Regions from separate parts of the Homo sapiens genome. Here region 2 is linked to region 1. A link is an interaction called in ENCODE POLR2A ChIA-PET data of the cell type or tissue named here. Cell type or tissue: B cell. All regions are shown on one strand. Each heading gives the region's core, and the rest is flanking DNA. Links, peaks and the distances in the headings are about the cores only.

Evidence for each region. Peaks named below come from ENCODE experiments on the same cell type or tissue, not always from the same donor. Only the 100,000 strongest peaks of a DNase experiment are listed, where the experiment ranks them.
Region 2: POLR2A ChIA-PET joins it to region 1 with 7 read pairs; 3 of 35 experiments call an interaction of 5 or more read pairs at or near these places.

The regions. Positions count from the first base shown.
Region 1 is chr5:134,444,303-134,449,791 of GRCh38, forward strand. No RefSeq gene overlaps it. Among named protein-coding and RNA genes, the nearest start is that of LINC02999, 12 kb to the left of the region's middle. In B cell, for the core only: no CTCF peak of the experiment used is centred there; DNase peaks (open chromatin) are centred at 1,699, 2,729 and 3,739; H3K4me3 peaks cover 1,212 bases; H3K27ac peaks cover 1,684 bases.
Region 2 is chr5:134,553,299-134,558,511 of GRCh38, forward strand. All of the region lies in intron 4 of JADE2 (jade family PHD finger 2), which reads left to right. Among named protein-coding and RNA genes, the nearest start is that of JADE2, 30 kb to the left of the region's middle. RefSeq lists an enhancer at 1,231-1,750 and a silencer at 1,821-1,920. In B cell, for the core only: no CTCF peak of the experiment used is centred there; DNase peaks (open chromatin) are centred at 475, 1,483, 1,663 and 2,873; H3K4me3 peaks cover 1,367 bases; H3K27ac peaks cover 3,909 bases.

The DNA.
Region 1 (5,489 bases), core at 180-5,179:
CCCATAAGAGAGTGGCCTCTCCCTGTACCAGGTAAGGTCACCTAAGTGATAAGAGAGACTGCACAGGAGAGGGTGGAGTCAGGGTCTCCTGATCCTTGGGCTGTGGTTCTCATTATAAAATGCCTTTTGCAGACATTTCTGACATAAACTGCCCATCATCTTAGGAAGATTTGGGCATCAACTTGCCATTGGCAGCAGGGACAACTGAGACAGCCTCCAAAAGGCACTTCCAGCTGGCGACTCTTAGAAGAATTTCTGAATGAATGGTGCCAAACCAGGAATAGGAATAGGAGTGTCAGAAAACCCAAAATAATAGTTATGAAAACAAGAGGAGTTTATTTCAAAAAAAAAAAAAAAAAAAAACCAGATGAGGTTGGAGGTAGGTGTCAAGGGTTGCTAGGCCCTCCACTGTTTCAGAAGGCCAAAGTTCCTTCTGTTTTATTGTTCTCCTCTATTGTTGAGTAACAAATTACTTCAAAATGCAGTGGCTTAAAACAACTGTAAACATCTATTATCTCGCACTTTCCGTGGTCAGGATTTGAGACTTAGCTGGGTGGTTCTGGCTCAAGCTGTCTCATGAGGTTGCAGTTGGGATGTCAGATGAAGCTGTGGTCATCTGAAGGGGTGACTGGACCACCACATTGCTGGCAAGTTAACCCTGGCTATTTGCAGCAAGCCTCGGTCTCTCACTGCCCCTAATCCTTCATTGGGTTGCTTGAGTGGGCTTCTGCTAGCCTAGAACGAGTGATACAGTGAGGGCAAGGCATACACTGCAATGTCTTTTATGATGTCATCTCAGAAGTCACTTACTATCATTTCTGCAATACCCTGTTGGTTACATGGATCAGCCCTATTGCATACAGGAGAGAACTGAATAAGGACATGAATCACTGGGGGCCATCTCAGAAGCTAGCTACCACATCTGCCATCCTCAAAGCATGTGGCTTCATCCTCATGTCCCAAGATGGCTGCTCGAACTCCGGCAATCACATCACAGACAGTGCATTGCAGCTAGTGGGAAGAAGGAGGAAAGGAAGCAGCGTGTGATTTCCTGAAGTTGGATGTACCATTCTATTTTAGTCTCACTGGTCAGAACTTAGTCATATATTGATAACTGCAAAGGGGGCTAGGAAATTTAGTATTTATTTTGGGTGGCCATGTGTTCAGCTAGACCAGATATTGGGGATAACTGGCCATCTCTGCCACATCAGCAGTGTTCCCGTGTGTATCACACAGGATGAGGTCTGAGGGAGGAAGCACAGAGAACATTACTACCTTGGGTTACTGACCTGGCAAATGACTTACAACCCATTTTGTCTGGGAAATACATGTGTGTGTGCGTGTGCGTGTGTGTGTGTGATGGGGATGGGGAGGAGTGCAAACTGTGCTTCACCCCGTAATTAGTGAATCTCACTTTAAAAAGAAAATAGTCCTTAGAGAAGCTTAGGAGACAAATAAGTGTAAACAACAGACCCAGTCCTAGAAGCCCAGCCAAGGGTGCTCTTAAAAATTAAGAAGCTCCAGAAGATGAAAGATCATCACAGGAGGCATAGTGAGGGCAGCCTCATTCTATCCCTAGACCTGCAGGTTTAAGTAAATTCCAGGCAGCCTGATTTACTGATCCAAATGCAGAAACACAGATGGGCGCCTCCACCAGCTGTGTTTTTAAAAGATCATATGATTCCTGATCAATGAACCAAAGAGACTGAATGCAGAAGTATTTAGCGCTGAGCTGAGGATTTGCCCAGAGACCTCTCAGAGAGCAGAGCCAAATCTTGAGCAGCCAGCTGAGTGCTGACTCAAGCTGGGGATGGGGGTAAGGAGGGTGGTATTGGGCGGCAGAGGCCTAGCTGAGTAGAAGATGAGCCATCAGTCAGCCAGAGAACTCTAAGGTGAGAAAAGTCCACAGGAAGAAAATCTGCCCTGGCAGAAGGAAGACAAGGCTCTGGCTTGGTCAACTGGCCAGTGACGGGGTACTGTGATCCTAGAGGAATGCGAAGTCTGGAGCAAGAAGCCTGGGGCTAGGGCATCCGAAAGGACAGCAGGTACTGCCAAGTTCCTTCTGGCAGGAGTTTGCTTTCTCCTTTCTGCCACATTCTGCCTGGACAGTGGAACCTTATCTTGGGCTGTGTGTGGACTAAGGACTCAGTGGTACTTGCGGCATGGAGGGTGGCTGGGGACCTCCCACCTGCCTGGCTGGTCCTACTCTCTGCCCATGGTTGGGGGTGTTGGCCCAAGTTGGATGAAGTCCTGTGTCCTGCATCCCTACTTGGCCATCTCCAGATGGGGCTGTCAGGACACCCTGGGCAGCTAGCGTGTTCACTCACTCAGGCCACAAGCCATGCTCCTTATTGCACATGGTCATCAGTCATCACTGCATTCTTGCTGTACAAGAGTCAATTTCCAGTGCAGTAAGGGGATCACCAGAATTCCCAGCCTTCCCATTGTGCCTTGGCCTGAATCTCAAGTTTACCAACAAGGCCTTGGAGGACCTCTGCAGACCCTAGTTTGAAGGCCCTTTCATGAGAGACACCTCCAGGCATGGTTGAGGTCAGGCCCCACCTTGGGCAGAGAAGGATGCAGGGAGTAGTGAGGAGGGAAAAATCAGCCCAAAGGGCATGGAATTGGCTCAGGCAGCCTGAGACTGTTTCGTGGCTCTGTTGCAGCAGTGTGTATTGAGCTCAATGGGGAAGACACTGGGCTATACCCTGGGGACACAGAGGGGAGGGCTCCTATGACATCACCCCGGACACATAAATAAAGCAAAGCAGCAGAGGGTGCAATATGCAGTGATGGGTTAAGGACAAGGTCCAGAAAGAATGTGGGAGGGGAGTTTGCTGGCAGAGTAGTAAAGGAAAGCTTCACAGAGGAGGTGACACCTGCAAGAAAGAACAGGAGGAGGAGGGGCAAATCAGGGAGAGGGAAGGGCAGGCTCAGAGTCCTGAGCTGGGCAACCACCTGGGGTAGAAATAAGGGAATCTCACCTGATGTGTTGACTGTGCTCTGAAATTTCTGGGCTCCTTCAGGGTGGAGTGTAGCCTTGATCTCTCTCCGCTAACTCAGAAGAGTCAGGGGAGTGGAGAAGATGCTCCCTCTGCAAGATTTGTTGCATTTCCTTTTATATTTGGGTCTTTGGTACCTGACCATGATGGTGAAGTTATCATAAATTAAGAAAGAAGAGGGGCCAGGTGAGGTGGCTCATGCCTGTAATCGCAGCCCTTTGGTAGGCTGAGCTAGGAGGATTGCTTGAGGCCAGGAGTTCAAAATCAGTGTGGGCAACATAACGAGACCCTGTCTCTACAAAAAATGAAAAAGAAAAAAGAAATAGCTGGTGTACACCTATAGTCCTAACTACTCAGGAGGTTGAGGCTGGAGAATCACTCAAGCCCAGGAATTCAAGGTTGCAGTTAGCCATGACTGCACCACTGCACTCCAGCCTGGGTGAAAGAGCAAGACCGTGTCTCCAAAAAAAAAGAGAGTGAAATTTCTTTGGTCTAGGAGAATCTGCCCAAGCCCCTCATTCCTTTTCCATGTAGGTTTCCAAGTGATTCTGGATGGACCGTTAGGCCTGATTGTCCCCAGAAGCCTCGGATGGGGCAGGAGGCAGGGCTGGGAGGCACACTGGGTGGGGCACTCTGCAACTCTCTCCACTGTTAGATACAGTCCCCTGAGGTCTCAGAGCTTCTCCAGAACCCAGGGGAACCCCCAGCGCCACCAAAGCACCCACCTTGCCTCTTGCAACAGGCCTTATAGCATGAGAAGAGTGATGTGGCTCATGCTGGCACATCATGTATGACCCCAGTCACAGTTTTTGTGGTGTGCAAACTTGCCTTTCCTCCAGGCCCCAGGAAAATGTGAAATGCAAATAAATCACCACGCAAATCTAAAACAAACATCAGCTCCAGAGCTGTTTTATGAAGGCAGAAGGAATCGCAGGCCCTGAGTGGTCCAGCAGGCCCCACTCTCTCTGGGTCATGGTGGGCAGGTGGGCCCAAGCCAGAGCCATGCTGGGATGGCACCCTGTCTCCAGCTACAGGTGGCCCAGGAACCTCAGGCATGGAGCTGCCAGTGCCCAGAAAGGCTACAGGAGAATTTACGGCGCAGATGGAGAATGGGGCCTGCCCTTAGTATCTAGTCCCTGGACAGCCCATCTCTTTCACCCAGGAATCTCTGTCTCCTGGTTGTTGCTCTTCTCACTGGGATGTGCAAATAACCTCCTGGCAGCCTTGGTCTCTCTCTTACCTCTGTCAGTTCCAGTCCGAAGGCCTAGCTCAGGTCACATCCCTCTGACTCAGATACACTTTAATTACAAACTCCTCAGTCTGTCATTTAAGGCTTCACCCACTACGGTACCAATTCACCACTCACCAGTCCTTCAGATCATCATCCCCCAGCCATGTATGTGCCCATCCTTTTTATAGTCTCCCTGCAAAGCTCTCCCATCTTCAGGTCCTGGATCTTGCCTTTACCTGGTCCCAAAGCCCCCTTATGGGGGCATTTGCTGTGATGCTTGGCCCACCTGATCAGGCCCCGCTTTAACACTGTCTCACCTATCAAGTCTTCCTTGACATTCTCTGCCCCCTGAACCTATGGCCTAAGGGATGGAGCTTTTTACTAGATTTGCATCTTTAATTATAGGAGTGATACATGCTTGTAAAAACATTCCCACATTACAGAAGCATACACAGTAAAATGAGTGTGTGTCATCCCAACTCTCCATTCCCTAGAACTCACTCCAGTTAACAGCTAAACCTACACACAGACCCTTGTTTTACCAGCATGGGAGGGGCCCTTGGGGACCTTCCGTAACTACTTAAGCTAGCAGTAGCAGAGTAGCGGTGAGGGGTGAGCAGACTTGGTGAAGGTTTTGGAGAGCGGTGACCTGGGTTGACTCAGAAAGAAAATCCTCAAGGTTGGTCTGTGGGACCCCTTAATTTCTTTTACAAGTCAGTTCAAAGAACAGAGCCCCAGGGAGACATTCCTAGTTGTGTGGGAATAGTCATTCTGTTCTCCCAAGAGCCAGAAACTCAAGTTCAAAAGGCAACCAGGTCTCTAAAGAATTCCCTTGGCCTAGCACAACCTGTCACTGCAAGCCCAGGTGGAGCTGAAGTCTGGCAGTCTTAATGGGGTGGTCACTCAGTCAGATGGAGAGAGTCAGAGCTAGAACCTAGGCCTTTTCTTCTCCAGCCTGGGCCCTTGCCTGTGCCCTGCGGGCCCCTGCCTGTGCCCTGTGGGCCCCTATGTTCTGGCTGGTCATCCTGGAGTACCCCTACCACCAAACAACAGAGACCCCTGTGTGCCCTGCTGGCAAAGCAGTGATTCTCTTTACAGTGTGGCCCAGAGAAGAGTCCACCTTCAGAAATAAATGACCCTGCCCTCCTTAGAATAGGATCTAAGTGAAGAACAGGGCTGTGCAGGCATCTCCTTCATGAGGGACTCCAGCCCATGTTACTAGGGAGTGTGAGGGGCAGGGGACACATGCCTTCCCC
Region 2 (5,213 bases), core at 1-5,000, 110 kb after region 1:
CAGACTTTTCACTAGTCTTTAAGAGAGAGATATGGCATGCTTTTTTTTTTCTTTTATTCTTTTCTTTTTTTTTTGAGACGGAGTCTCGCTCTTTCGCCAGGCTGGAGTAGAGTGGTGCGATCTTGGCTCACTGCAACCTCCGCCTCCCGGGTTCATGCGATTCTCCTGCCTCAGCCTCCCGAATAGCTGGGATGACAGGTGCGTGCCACCACGCCTGGCTAATTTTTGTATTTTTAGTAGAGGTGGGGTTTCCCCATGTTAGCCAGGCTGGTCTCGAGCTCCTGACCTCATGATCCGCCCTCCTCGGCCTCCCAAAGTGCTGGGATTGCAGGCGTGAGCCACTGCGCCCGGCCGTAAGCCATGCTTTTGACATCTTGAACCTTTTACGGGAGTTCTTAGAGGGGGAGTCAAGTGCCTGGCATACAGCAGATGTTCAGGAAGCCATTGCTATTACCGGCCTCTGGGTAGGTTCCCCTGCCAGGGCTGGTTCAGAGATGAGTCCTCTGGGCTTTATACTCTTCTGGTCTCATGAGGCAGAGAGACCCCTGGCCGCTCTTGTCAGGAGGAGGCCACATGGCCCTGGGTCTTGCCTCCAGCTACGGAGTTCAGCCAAGTGCTTCTTTATGCAACCTGGGAAACCCTCCAAGTCATGTCTCAGGGCAGAGGGGTCTTGTGTCCTGGCCTCCCCCACCCACCAGTCTGCCTGGTCTGGGCAGCTTGGGGTTTTGGCTGTCTACTCCTGGCCTTGGCAACCTTGTGGCTCTTGCTCGATCCCATGTAGACCAGGCCTGGGGCAAAGATCACAGCTGTTACCTCCCCTGACGTTGGCACCCTCATTTCGTGGCAGCTGCATCTGATTGGATCATAGGCACAGCAGACTCGAAGCCCCAATAGGGTGATCTGTGGGGATTGGAAGGGGAGGGGTCAGGCAATCCTGTTCCAGTGACTCCTGATGGCTGAGTGTTTATTAATACTTGTCTGGGGTCTTCGGAGAATCAGGGGTGCCCCAGGCCTCTCCAGAAGTGAGAATATGCATGCCAGGTCACTGCCACACATACCAGTGCCTAGGGTGAAGGGGTGAAGGTCAGGCCACCAGGTGGGCACAGCGAGGTCAGTCTTGATTAGGCTTGGCCCAGCGGTCTGTCCTCTCTACTTGATGTCAGTGTCATTTGGTTCCGGAAACATCTCCTGGCCTGGGTAATTAATTGCAGATGTTTCCACACCAGTAGCTTGGCTTCAGTCTGCCTGTAGGGTGCTTTATCTGTTGACATCAAGAGGAGGGCACGTGTTCCGGCTGCTTTGACTTTACGAGGTGCATTCCCAGCATAGGCATGGCTGTGCTAAGCTGACGTGAGCTGGGCACTCCTGGCCTGTCCGTGATCTTTGGAGAGGATGGACTGGGGGTGGGGAAGTGCTCCCTTAGAGACATCTCCACGCCTCTTCTGTTGCTATCTCCCTCCGGCCCAGCCACTGCATCCTCCTGGCACCTCCCACTGCACAGCCCTCATCTGGAAGGCTGCCTGGTAGCTGCCCGGGTCAGAATTGTTAGAGAAACCCTGTTCTTGAGGACTTGCTATGCTGAGCCTGTGTTCATCTTTTCATTTAACAATCATATTAGCTTTACAAACTGCATGTAACTGTCCCCATTTTATAGATGAGGAAGTCGGGAAATTCTGGGGAATTCCCTGCATGGCCACCGGGGCCTAGTGGGCTGGGCCAGGAAATCAAAGGCCCCGAGAACAAGCCCTGGGCTGCCCCTGTGAGGCCCAGAGACAGAGCCCTGTGCCCCCGTCATCCCAGCATGCTGGTTCTGGCTGCCCTCCCCCAGCTGCCACCCCAGGCCCCCTCTGTCCCTCCCTCCCTGGCCTTTGGGTGGGTCTGCCCACCTCATGGTCTGAAATCTGTCTGAACAATGAGCACTTGTCTCGCCCCTCTCCAGACTGAATTGAGTGAGGGCCTGTCCTGCCCCTCACTGGGGCCAGAAGTCTCAGCCAGGGCAGAACCCACCTCTGGTGTGTGTCTGGTCTTCTAGGGTAAAGACCCCCTCCCCTCCCATAGATCCCAGCCAGCTGACGCCCTCCTCCCAGCTGACCTCCGCCGTCCTGGCTACAGCTGAGGGTGAGGCCTTGGCCTAGGGTCAGGTCAGTCCATGCCTGGTAGGAGAGCTTCCTTCAGAGCCAGAGCCAGAAGGGGGCAAACAGATGAAGAGGAGAGACCCAGGAAGGACAGCAGATACCTTCTGATTGTGAGTCCCTTCACCTTGGCTCTTCAGAAGGAGCACAGTGATCTTGATCCCAAGAGGCTTGGCCAGGTGGCCGCTGACCAGGCAAGCAGATGTGGGTAGTTATGCCAGGAAGTGGTGGGCATCCGGACACCCCCACTCAGCATGTGCTTAGGGCACAATCAAAGCTGGTTCACAACCAAATTACAGGCTGCATTTTTAAAAGAATGTGTTTGTTAAGTAACAGTTTCATGGGGAAAGGCAGAATTGTGTTGGACCGAGTGTGTTAGTATTGCTTCCATATGGAATCACCTGTTAGTGTGGGGTGTGGTCATACCCTGATAATGACCTAGAACCTTCCTTCATGTGGGCCTCTTGTGTGGGAAAAGGTGGTGCCAAGCCCCTTCCCCTTCTCCGTGCCCCCTCGACCTTATATAGGCCTTCCTCCTGGCTCGGAGGCCATTCTCTCTGCCGGGTTGGGCCCCTGCCTCCCCGTCTCCTTCATCCTTCCTGCCCTTTTTGCTGACATTGGGTGTGGTGATGGGGAAGCCCAGGAGCCCTCGCCACAGCTCTGCCATGTCTCTGTGCCATCTAAAGCCCTGCCCCTTCCTCCCTGTCAGCGCTGAGTCACAGCTTCTGGCAGCCTTGCCCCCGACCCCAGGATGCCTCTCAAGTAAGGGGCCTCCCCGCCCTGGCAGAGCTGGCCAGATGGAGGCCAGGCTCCGAAGCAATAACCATGGCAACCAGCGGGGGGTGGGAAGAGCTGGCTTTTTGAACTGGCATCAGGAACTGAGGGGCAGCACACAGCTGAGCCAAGGGGAAACCGTGCCCTCCTGAGGCAAAGTGCCCCCTATATTCCATTTCAGGAGAGGGGTAACATCCCAAGGTCTCAACACACACACACACATCACACAACACACACACACACCACACACACACCTCACACATCACACAAAACACACCCCACACATACCACATGCACACACACACACATCACACAACACATACACACACACCACACACACACCTCACACATCACACAAAACACACCCCACACATACCACATGCACACACACACACATCACACAACACATACACACACACCACACACACACCTCACACATCACACAAAACACACCCCACACATACCACATGCACACACACACACATCACACAACACATACACACCACACACACACCTCACACATCACACAAAACACACCCCACACATACCACATGCACACGCACGCACACCACACACACACCTCACACATCACACAAAACACACTCCACACATACCACATGCACACACACACATCACACAGCACATACACGCACACACCACACACACCTCACACATCACACAAAACACACCCCACACATACCACATGCACACACACACATCACACAGCACACAACACATACACACACACCACACACACACCTCACACATCACACAAAACACACCCCACACATACCACATGCACACACACACATCACACAGCACATACACACACACCACACACACACCTCACACATCACATAAAACACACACACACCACACAAACACACACACACACACAGTGATTACTGTGTGTCAGGCATTTTCCTAAGAGTTTTGCAAACTTAATCCATTTAATCCTCTCACCAACCACATAAAGTAGGTATTATTATTGTTGTTATTATGATGATGATGATGATGATTATTATTTTTTTTGTTGTTGTTGTTTTCAAGCTTTTATTTTTTTATTTTTTTTTTTATTTTTTTTTTTTTCAGACAGAACCCATGCTCTTTATTAGATTATGTTGCCTATGTTTAAAAGTGTTCAAATTCAGTCTTTTACATTGAAAATAACTTTTTTTTTTTTTTTTAATTATACTCTAAGTTTTAGGGTACATGTGCACATTGTGCAGGTTTGTTACATATGTATACATGTGCCATGCTGGCGCGCTGCACCCACTAATGTGTCATCTAGCATTAGGTATATCTCCCAATGCTATCCCTCCCCCCTCCCCCGAACCCACCACAGTCCCCAGAGTGTGATATTCCCCTTCCTGTGTCCATGTGATCTCATTGTTCAATTCCCACCTATGAGTGAGAATATGCGGTGTTTGGTTTTTTGTTCTTGCGATAGTTTACTGAGAATGATGGTTTCCAATTTCATCTATGTCCCTACAAAGGATATGAACTCATCATTTTTTATGGCTGCATAGTATTCCATGGTGTATATGTGCCACATTTTCTTAATCCAGTCTATCATTGTTGGACATTTGGGTTGGTTCCAAGTCTTTGCTATTGTGAATAGTGCCGCAATAAACATACGTGTGCATGTGTCTTTATAGCAGCATGATTTATAGTCCTTTGGGTATATACCCAGTAATGGGATGGCTGGGTCAAATGGTATTTCTAGTTCTAGATCCCTGAGGAATCGCCACACTGACTTCCACAATGGTTGAACTAGTTTACAGTCCCACCAACAGTGTAAAAGTGTTCCTATTTCTCCACATCCTCTCCAGCACCTGTTGTTTCCTGACTTTTTAATGATTGCCATTCTAACTGGTGTGAGATGATATCTCATAGTGGTTTTGATTTGCATTTCTCTGATGGCCAGTGATGATGAGCATTTCTTCATGTGTTTTTTGGCTGCATAAATGTCTTCTTTTGAGAAGTGTCTGTTCATGTCCTTCGCCCACTTTTTGATGGGGTTGTTTGTTTTTTTCTTGTAAATTTGGTTGAGTTCATTGTAGATTCTGGATATTAGCCCTTTGTCAGATGAGTAGGTTGCGAAAATTTTCTCCCATGTTGTAGGTTGCCTGTTCACTCTCATGGTAGTTTCTTTTGCTGTGCAGAAGCTCTTTAGTTTAATTAGATCCCATTTGTCAATTTTGGCTTTTGTTGCCATTGCTTTTGGTGTTTTGGACATGAAGTCCTTGCCCACGCCTATGTCCTGAATGGTAATGCCTAGGTTTTCTTCTAGGGTTTTTATGGTTT